2 separate regions of the Homo sapiens genome follow, and region 1 is linked to region 2. A link is a contact called in ENCODE Hi-C or POLR2A ChIA-PET data. All regions are on one chromosome and are shown on one strand. The core of a region is the stretch at or near the end of the contact, and the rest is flanking DNA. Distances in the headings are between cores, read along the strand shown.

What was found. A loop is a pair of places that touch in the nucleus more often than their neighbours do. ChIA-PET counts read pairs that join two places held with the same protein, here RNA polymerase II (POLR2A). Pooled maps may share reads with other maps.
Region 1: a loop to region 2 is called in a map of heart right ventricle, with 7 times the contacts of the local background. The contact joins two enhancer-like sites. A Hi-C loop is called at or near these places in 2 of 168 maps with a recorded cell type or tissue (heart right ventricle and psoas muscle) and 2 of 50 pooled maps. POLR2A ChIA-PET finds 5 or more read pairs at or near these places in 4 of 52 experiments (CD4-positive, alpha-beta T cell, OCI-LY7, Panc1 and 1 more).

The regions. Positions count from the first base shown.
Region 1 is chr6:143,223,172-143,227,325 of GRCh38, forward strand. The region is part of intron 3 of AIG1 (androgen induced 1); the gene reads left to right. Among named protein-coding and RNA genes, the nearest start is that of AIG1, 160 kb to the left of the region's middle. Within about 2 kb of position 1,485, at least 7 of the 41 ENCODE cell types and tissues checked have a DNase peak (open chromatin) inside an H3K27ac peak, as active enhancers do.
Region 2 is chr6:143,158,314-143,161,919 of GRCh38, forward strand. The region is part of intron 2 of AIG1 (androgen induced 1); the gene reads left to right. The region is part of intron 1 of LOC124901416 (a long non-coding RNA gene); the gene reads right to left. Among named protein-coding and RNA genes, the nearest start is that of AIG1, 99 kb to the left of the region's middle. Within about 2 kb of position 2,263, at least 2 of the 41 ENCODE cell types and tissues checked have a DNase peak (open chromatin) inside an H3K27ac peak, as active enhancers do.

The DNA of each region.
Region 1 (4,154 bases), core at 235-2,734, 64 kb after region 2:
ATTCTCAAAGTGTAGTCCCTGTGCCAGCAGCATCAGCATCTACTGGCAACTGGTTAGAGATGCAGATTCTCACAATCCATCCCAGACCTACAAAATCAGAACGTTCCAAAATGTGGCCTCCCAATCTGTGCTGTAACGAGTCCTCCAGGTAAACAAGGAAAGTTTGTTTCCTTGTTTCCTGGTACTGAGGAAAGTTTGCAAACCATTGGTTTAGGCCTGTGAAGGCTACAGGTGTTTATTACCTTGCAATTGGAAGTTTGAAAAAAGGACAAGACTAGTAACTCAAGTTTTTGTTAATGAATTAATTTTTTTTCAAATGTAAATAATTTGAAATTTGGAGGTGTTGCTTTTTGAAATGCTGTCCCCTCTAAGTCTTTGTCCCTCTCTTCCCATCTCCCTCCCCAGCCCCACTTCATGCTTACGGCAACAGGGTCTGAATTATATTTGTCTGTTTTTAAGACAGTGAAAATGCACTGCAATTTGGTTTAATGTACTTGAATGTAGCTAGTAATTTTGATAAAAATTTAATTGCATTTTTTTAAACAGACTCTCACTTGAAGTTCCTCTATGATGAAAAGGTGGACAAAAATTGAATAACTACAATTTATAATGTTCTGTTCTATCAATGAGCCTTCTTTTTAACAGAATAACTATTTTTTATAAATAAATTGTGATTTATTTTAAATTAAATTACTGGAAATCAGTCTAGTCACCAGCTTTAATTAAGAAATAGACTACCATCATAAGGGCTGTAGTGTTGATTTTAAAATTGCAAATAATTTTTAGGGGAAATTATGATAGCCCTCATAAGACCTCCTCCTCCTCCCGAACGTCTCCTGCCTGCCCTGCCTCTTCTGTGTTACGTGCCTGGCCACTGCAGGAATCTGAGCTGTGACCTTTGTCCTGCAGTCTCGTGCTTGGTGATGTCATCCGGTCCCAGGGTTTCAACTCCTGCATCTGTTGATTTGGAAGGCACACAAATCTGTAACTAGAGGGTGATTTCGCTCCTGAGTTGTAGCCAATGTCACCAACTGCTTCAATGTCTTTCCAGCGCCTTAAGACCACACATCCAAACCGGAACTCCTCATCTTTTACCCTCCCTTTCCTCTTCCCAACATCCCTATTTCCTTTAATGGGCATTTCCCACCCATGACCTGCCATTAAGTTGAGGGCAGGAAACCAGGAATAGTAGGAGGTTCTGGGGTTTGGAACTATGTGGGTCTGGATTCAAATCCAGGTTGGCCACCTCTTGGTCAAGTGCCATTAGGCAACTCACTTCTCAGATCTTCAGCTTCTTCATTTGTAAACAGAGAATTGTTTGGAGAAATAAGAGAAGAAAAGTATATTAAAATTTGGTTGTGTAATGTATTATCCAAACCAGAGCATATTGACAGTGAATGTGGCTATTGTTAATAATTATTCCATGACCCTCCAAAAAAGACAAAATCTTAAGCTGCACCAAGCAAAACAGGATGTGTGTTCATTCTACGTGTTTAGTGCTATGAGTAATGTAGTAGGTCCTCAATAAATACATGTTCCCTTTCCCTTCCTTCCTGTTATAACAATGTTTGTCTTCAGTATTTTCTGAATCTGCCTGTGGTTTCCATCCCTCCTACCCCTACAGCTGTCCTCAGTCCCTGACATTAAGACCATTGTAATGTTCTCCCAACCAGGTTCCTTGCCTTCCATTTTTCCCGTCTAATAGATTCCATGTACGTTTGCCAGATTAATCTTCTGAAACCACATCTCTTAAACCATTCTCTGCCTCAAGACCCCTTAATGAGTGCCCATTGCCCGCTTAATAAAGTTAAAACTCTACAGCATGGTATTTAAAAGTCTTCCTGCTTGGAGTCCAGTAGCTTTCCTCCGACTTAATTCCAAGCACTGTCCTTTGTCTATACCAGGTTCTTGGCAAACTCTACCATTTCCCAACAGCCTTGCCTTCCCTGACTGCTGGAGTCTTCCCTCCTGTCTCTGCCTGTTCAAATCCACTGTCCTTTCTGCTGAAGTGTGGCCTCTTCCAGAAAGGCTTCCCTTGTCTGCCCAGTGAGAAGCTCTCCCCCACCCTAAATTATCTTAACAATGTTTTATTCATATCCCTCTCTTTTTTATATTGTAGTTGATCAGGTTCATGTCTTAGACATCCCACAAGGAAGGGGAATGGGAGGCAGTTCAAGCCTCTTTGCCTCAGATAATTCACACATGAGAGGAATTCAGAAAATGCTTGTTGAACAATGAATAAATGACTGACTGAAAGTCATTTTTGCCTTCAATAATTAAATACTGCCATTGCTTTATCTTTAAGTAAGCAAAACTTCGTAAAACATAAGGCAGGTATTCTTATTTATTTTGCTTCGTTTAAGAACTAGGAGATTGAAGTCTTTACTATTATTGACAGTAAAGATTCTAAAACTACAAATGACTTTTTCCTGCATCTTCATGTTGATGTTATTAGCTTTATTTGCCTAAAAGAGGCAGCTTATTTAATAATTAGAAAAAAAACCCTGTAGCTCCAAGAAGCGAATTTTACATATCATAAAGTAAAAGTCAGAACCTGCTTACAACTCAGGTATTGGAAAACACAGTTTGTCTCATTGACTGCCTGTCCCCAAACTCCAAACTGTATGGGGCAACTTTGTCTTGCTTTTCCCTTGTTTCTGTTTCAATTTTAGAGGCGAATTTGTATATATTTTAATGTAAGATGGCTCTACTCTCTCTTTTGGCATATTTGTTTTTATAATTGTTTTATAGTCAATAACACATATACTTTTTTTAAATAGCACATCTGTGACTAAGGGAATAGGTTTTAGCAAATTTAAAAAACAAAAAAAATTGCTCCAGATCTCTTTAAGAGAAAGCTGCTCATTTGCAAAGAGATCATTTGTAATTGCCGGTGAATCTTGTGTAATGATGATAGAGAAAACCAGTCATCATTGTTCTCTGACTTCTGTTTCAACATTTATCCACTTGTTTGTCTTACAAAAGTGCTCAGGTATAATGACAAGAGTCACATCTGTTCAGGCTTGCCTTAAAATGGCAGTTACACATTCCATTCTTCTTAACTATATATATATATTTTTTTTTTTTTGAGATGGAGTCTCACTCTGTCACCAGGCTGGAGTGCAGTGGGATGATCTCGGCTCACTGCAACTTCTGCCTCCAGGGTTCAAGCAATTGTCCTGCGTCAGCCTCCAAGTAGCTGCGACTACAGGCGTGCCCCACCGTGCCCAGCTAATTTTTGTATTTTTTTTTTTAGTAGAGATGGGGTTTCACCGTGTTGGCCAGGATGGTCTTGATCTCTTGACCTCGTGATCCACCCGCCTTGGCCTCCCAAAGTGCTGGGATTACAGACCTGAGCCACCACACCCGTCCTCTTCTTAACTTTTTAATTCAAGAGATCTTTTTCTTTGCATTACATAATTCCCCAAATAATTCTGTTAGCTGCTGCAAATATTTTTACCAGACTTTCATCTCAGTGTGTGTTTTTGGAAGTGAAAATATAGACAGTTAATTTTTATTGAATTTAAAATAGGTAGGCCTCAGAATTAGCATAATTTTGTGAAAATTGTGTAGAATCTACTTAGGTGGCCATTAAAAATGAATGGAGTTAGCAAGGGGTAGCTAATTCCCATCCTCTCTCAGGGAACTCTGGGATGTCAAGGCAGGCCACCAAGGATCTTATTTTTATGAAGAACCTAGTGCCCTAAAGCAAGCTTGTCCAACCTGTGGCCCGCAGCCGACATGCAGCCCAGGACAGCTTTGAATGCTACCCAACACAAATTTATAAACTTTCTTAAAACATTGAGTTTTTGTCTTTTTTTTTTTTTTTTTTTTTAGTTCATCAGCTATCGTTAGTGTTTAGTATAGTTTATGTGTGACCCAAGGCAATTCTTCTTCTTCCAATGTGGCCCAGAGAAGCCAAAAGATTGGACACCCATGTCCTAAAGAAGATAATTCACTGTCTGAACTTCTATCATCAAATTAAGTCTCTTGAACAAAGGTAAAAGACTTCTTGGAAGTCAGAAGGTTGTCCCAGAAAGCAAGAATTTTACCTGTAGCCAGTCAGTCACCCTGTCAACAAATGCTTAGTTATGTCCTGGGCCCTGGACAAAGTGTTGAGAATGGGATTGGAAACAGCCCAGCAGGGTCCTGTG
Region 2 (3,606 bases), core at 1,013-3,512:
CATGCATCGAGACCTCATGTTCCCAGCAAGGGTCATTTAATGTCCTTCAGGGTTTGCCACCTGTAAAGACCTCTCTGTTCTGCTCACTAAACTAGAGAGCTGCAGGATCTTGTTTCTTCCATCAGTCTCCCCATGTCCTTATTTAATTTTCCTAACACTTGGCAGCCTTTTAAAGAGTGATGTTTGGATTATGGGTGTTTCCTAGTGTTTCATCAGTTTCACTTCTGTTTGTCGTTCTCTTAATTTTTGGTTGACTTAAGGAAAGAGAGCTTTCAGTCTTGCACTTGATCTTGAAGTCCAGAGGATTATTATAGGATGATAGAAGACTTAAGCAGGTGAGGGACGAGCTATCTCATAGATGATCTGAGAAGGGCTGGGCCATAAGAGTAGCCTGGAAAGAAGGAGATTTCTTCCTTACACACAGAAGGACAAAAATCCACAGGGAACATACAGGAGGAATTTTAGGTCGATAGGAAGAAAAGGAGTAAAAAGGTACTTGCTCCTGTGGGAGATGTGGAGTCTGGCATGTACAAGGAACAGCAATAGACTTTATTCATTTATTCAGCAAATTTTTATCACATCCATGCTATATGCCAGGCAGTGGGGAACCAGTAATGAACAGGGCAAACCAATTCCTGTTCTCTGATACTTCACTTTCTCATAGAAGAGCCACAGAACAAAGAAGAACTGAGCAGCAGCAACAATAGCAAGAGCCTGTTTTCTGCCAGGTTCTAAAATAGACAACAGAGCCCTGGAGGGTCTAGTGGTGGCTTCCATGTGGAGGTGCTATTTAAGCTAGATGTGAAAGAACAGAGAATCCAGCCATGTGAAAGGAGGGGAAGAGCATTCCTGGCACAGAGTAGAAAATGCTATGGCCCTGAATCAGGAAAGAGCTTAATAATTTTCAGGAACAAACAAATTACTGGTTGGACTTGAAGGAGCAAGACAGAACATGGCACAGGCCGAGGTTGGAGAGAAAGGAAGGAACCAAATCATGTAGGCATTTGTAGGAGCTGGGTTTGTATTCTATCATTACTTCCTCAGTCAGTAGAGATAATGAAGAACAGAAATCTAGGCAAATATGGATAAATTATAAATGTACCAAAATGATGATAGTTAAAACCCACGAAAAAAAGAGCATAACATCAACAAGTGCTTTGGCAATTTTCTATGTGGAGATTCTGGTTTTAAGATAATTTGGGCAGAATTCATAGCATAAAAAATTAACATTACTCACAGACTTACATTCTAAGGAGAGGAATTCCATGTCATGCTTTTAGGAATGAATCCTAGAAACTGATTGTCCTCTGGAACAAAGGAGACTGTGGCATTTTAGAGAGCCCTAAGCTTCACTATGCGTTTCTGAATTTGAGGATATGGTTGAGGAAAATTAGTCAGAAGGAAAGGACTTGGACACTCAGGATTCCATAGATCTGGAAAGTAGGAAGGCAAGGGCTGTGCTGAAGGAGACATTCACTCTTTGCATGGGGGCCATCAGAGACGAAGCCAGATAGCATGCACAACACCCAGCTTATTCTCACACCCATACTTTCTCTGTTTGCAAAGAGAAATCACAATGGAAATATTTCTAAAGATTACCCTTCTGCAACAGAAAGAATTGACTGGAAAGTAAGTTATGAAAAAGAAATCTGGAAGCAAGGTAATAGAGCCCCAAACAGAATTTAAATCTTTTCCTATCAGTATTTGGTAGAGTCTGAGTACTGACTTATCAGAATATATATAGGATTTTATCCAGTTGAAGCTGCAGACTTTAAGGATGTATCCATTTCCTCCCCTCTTCCCTCTGTCCTTCCCTCCCTCAACAGTGAATGTTTGAGATGATGCTATCCAGCCTTTATAGACCAATCTATAGATAAGTGACTCTTCTTTTTAGCCTTCTTCATGGCGAATTTCTCTCCAACATTCTTTGCATTCTAATTGGTCTTACTCAATTCCAAAGAATTTCCCATTAATCAATAAAGCTTCTTCTTAGAAGTGGACTAAAGCTGAAGTTTCAGCTTCTGTCAGACTCCATGTGAGAGACTCCTTTCAAAAAGAGGCAAACTGTAAATCCAGTTTTCTTTTGGCATTAATTTCCTAGTAGTTCTGGGGGTTCAAATGAGACATCAGTGACTAGCTGTCACTCAAGTATTTTATCTCAAAGCTTAAAGGACTGGAAAGTGACTGTGCTCCTTCCACTCTCAGTTTAAGTACAGTATTCTGTTCCTGGCAGCCAAGAAGCAGCAGGTGTAGGATGAGGAATAGCTGGCCATTGCTCCTGGCCAGAGAAGGTGCTTCTTCACAACAGTGGAAGGTTTCAGTATCGCTTAGCCTGTCCAAGAGAAACTATTTTTGTTCCATATCCATGCCCTGGTAGGAGAGTTCAAATTTATTTTGGGTTTGCTGATGGCTATACTATCAGGAGGATATCAGTGCAGGAAGCCAAGAAGCTACCATCTGTGCTGTGTTTATATCTAAAGAATTATTTAGAAGACTGATTACTCAGTTAGCTGGGCCTCCTGACCTTCTAGTATTACACTTAGAAAGGTAACTAACACTTTCTTGAAAGTCACTTCACTTTTAATAACCCATATAATTCCCTCAATATAAGGTAGGGATCAAAGTATTGACCAAAGCTTCACACTGAGTCTCATGTGTTGTGGATGCTATGAATGATCACTTGTGGTTAACAGATAGTGACTCCTAACAGTGATATGTTAGTAAATATTTAACAATGGGCTCTCTAGGGAAAAATAACTGATTCATAGCATTTGCCAGTTTCCATGATGGAATAGTAAGAACAATTTTATAAATTCAAAAACATAGATGAAATATAGAAATTCCTCAAAAGACAATAATGACCAAAATCAACTCAAGCAAAGTAGGAAGCCCAAATAGCCCTATATTTATTAAAGAAAATGAATTCACAAATCTGCCCACCAGAAAAATTGCAAGTCCAGATGGCTTTACTAGGGAAGTATATCAATTGCATAAGGAATAAATTACACTAATCTTGCACAAAACCCTTCAGAAAATAGAGAGGAAACACTTCCCAACTCACCTTTTGATTCCAGAATTTATACTGTTACCAGAATTAGGTGAAGACATTATGAGAAAAGAAAATTATAGATCAGAAATCAGTATACTTCATGAATAGAGATGAAAAGAAAATTCTTTGCAAAGTATCAGCAGATTGAATCCAGTAAAAACATATATTATATATATATGTGTGTATATATATGTGTGTGTGTGTGTACATATATATATATATATAAATTATCATATATGATGACCAGGAATGTAAGGTTGGTTTGACTTTCAAAATCAACTGATATAATTCACCATATTAACAGAATAAAGAGGGAAAACTGTATGATTGTCTCAAGTATGAAACAAAACCATCTGAAAAAATGGAAAAATTCAGCACTTATTCTTTGTGTATGTATATAACTCCCAAATAAAGTAAGAATAGAAGAGATTTTTCTCAACTTGATAAAAGACAACTAAAAGAAGCCTGCAGCTAATATCAGACTTAAGTGTGGAAAGACTGACCACTTTCCCTAAGATAGAGATGAAGGCAAGGATGCTCACTCTCCATCACTTCTA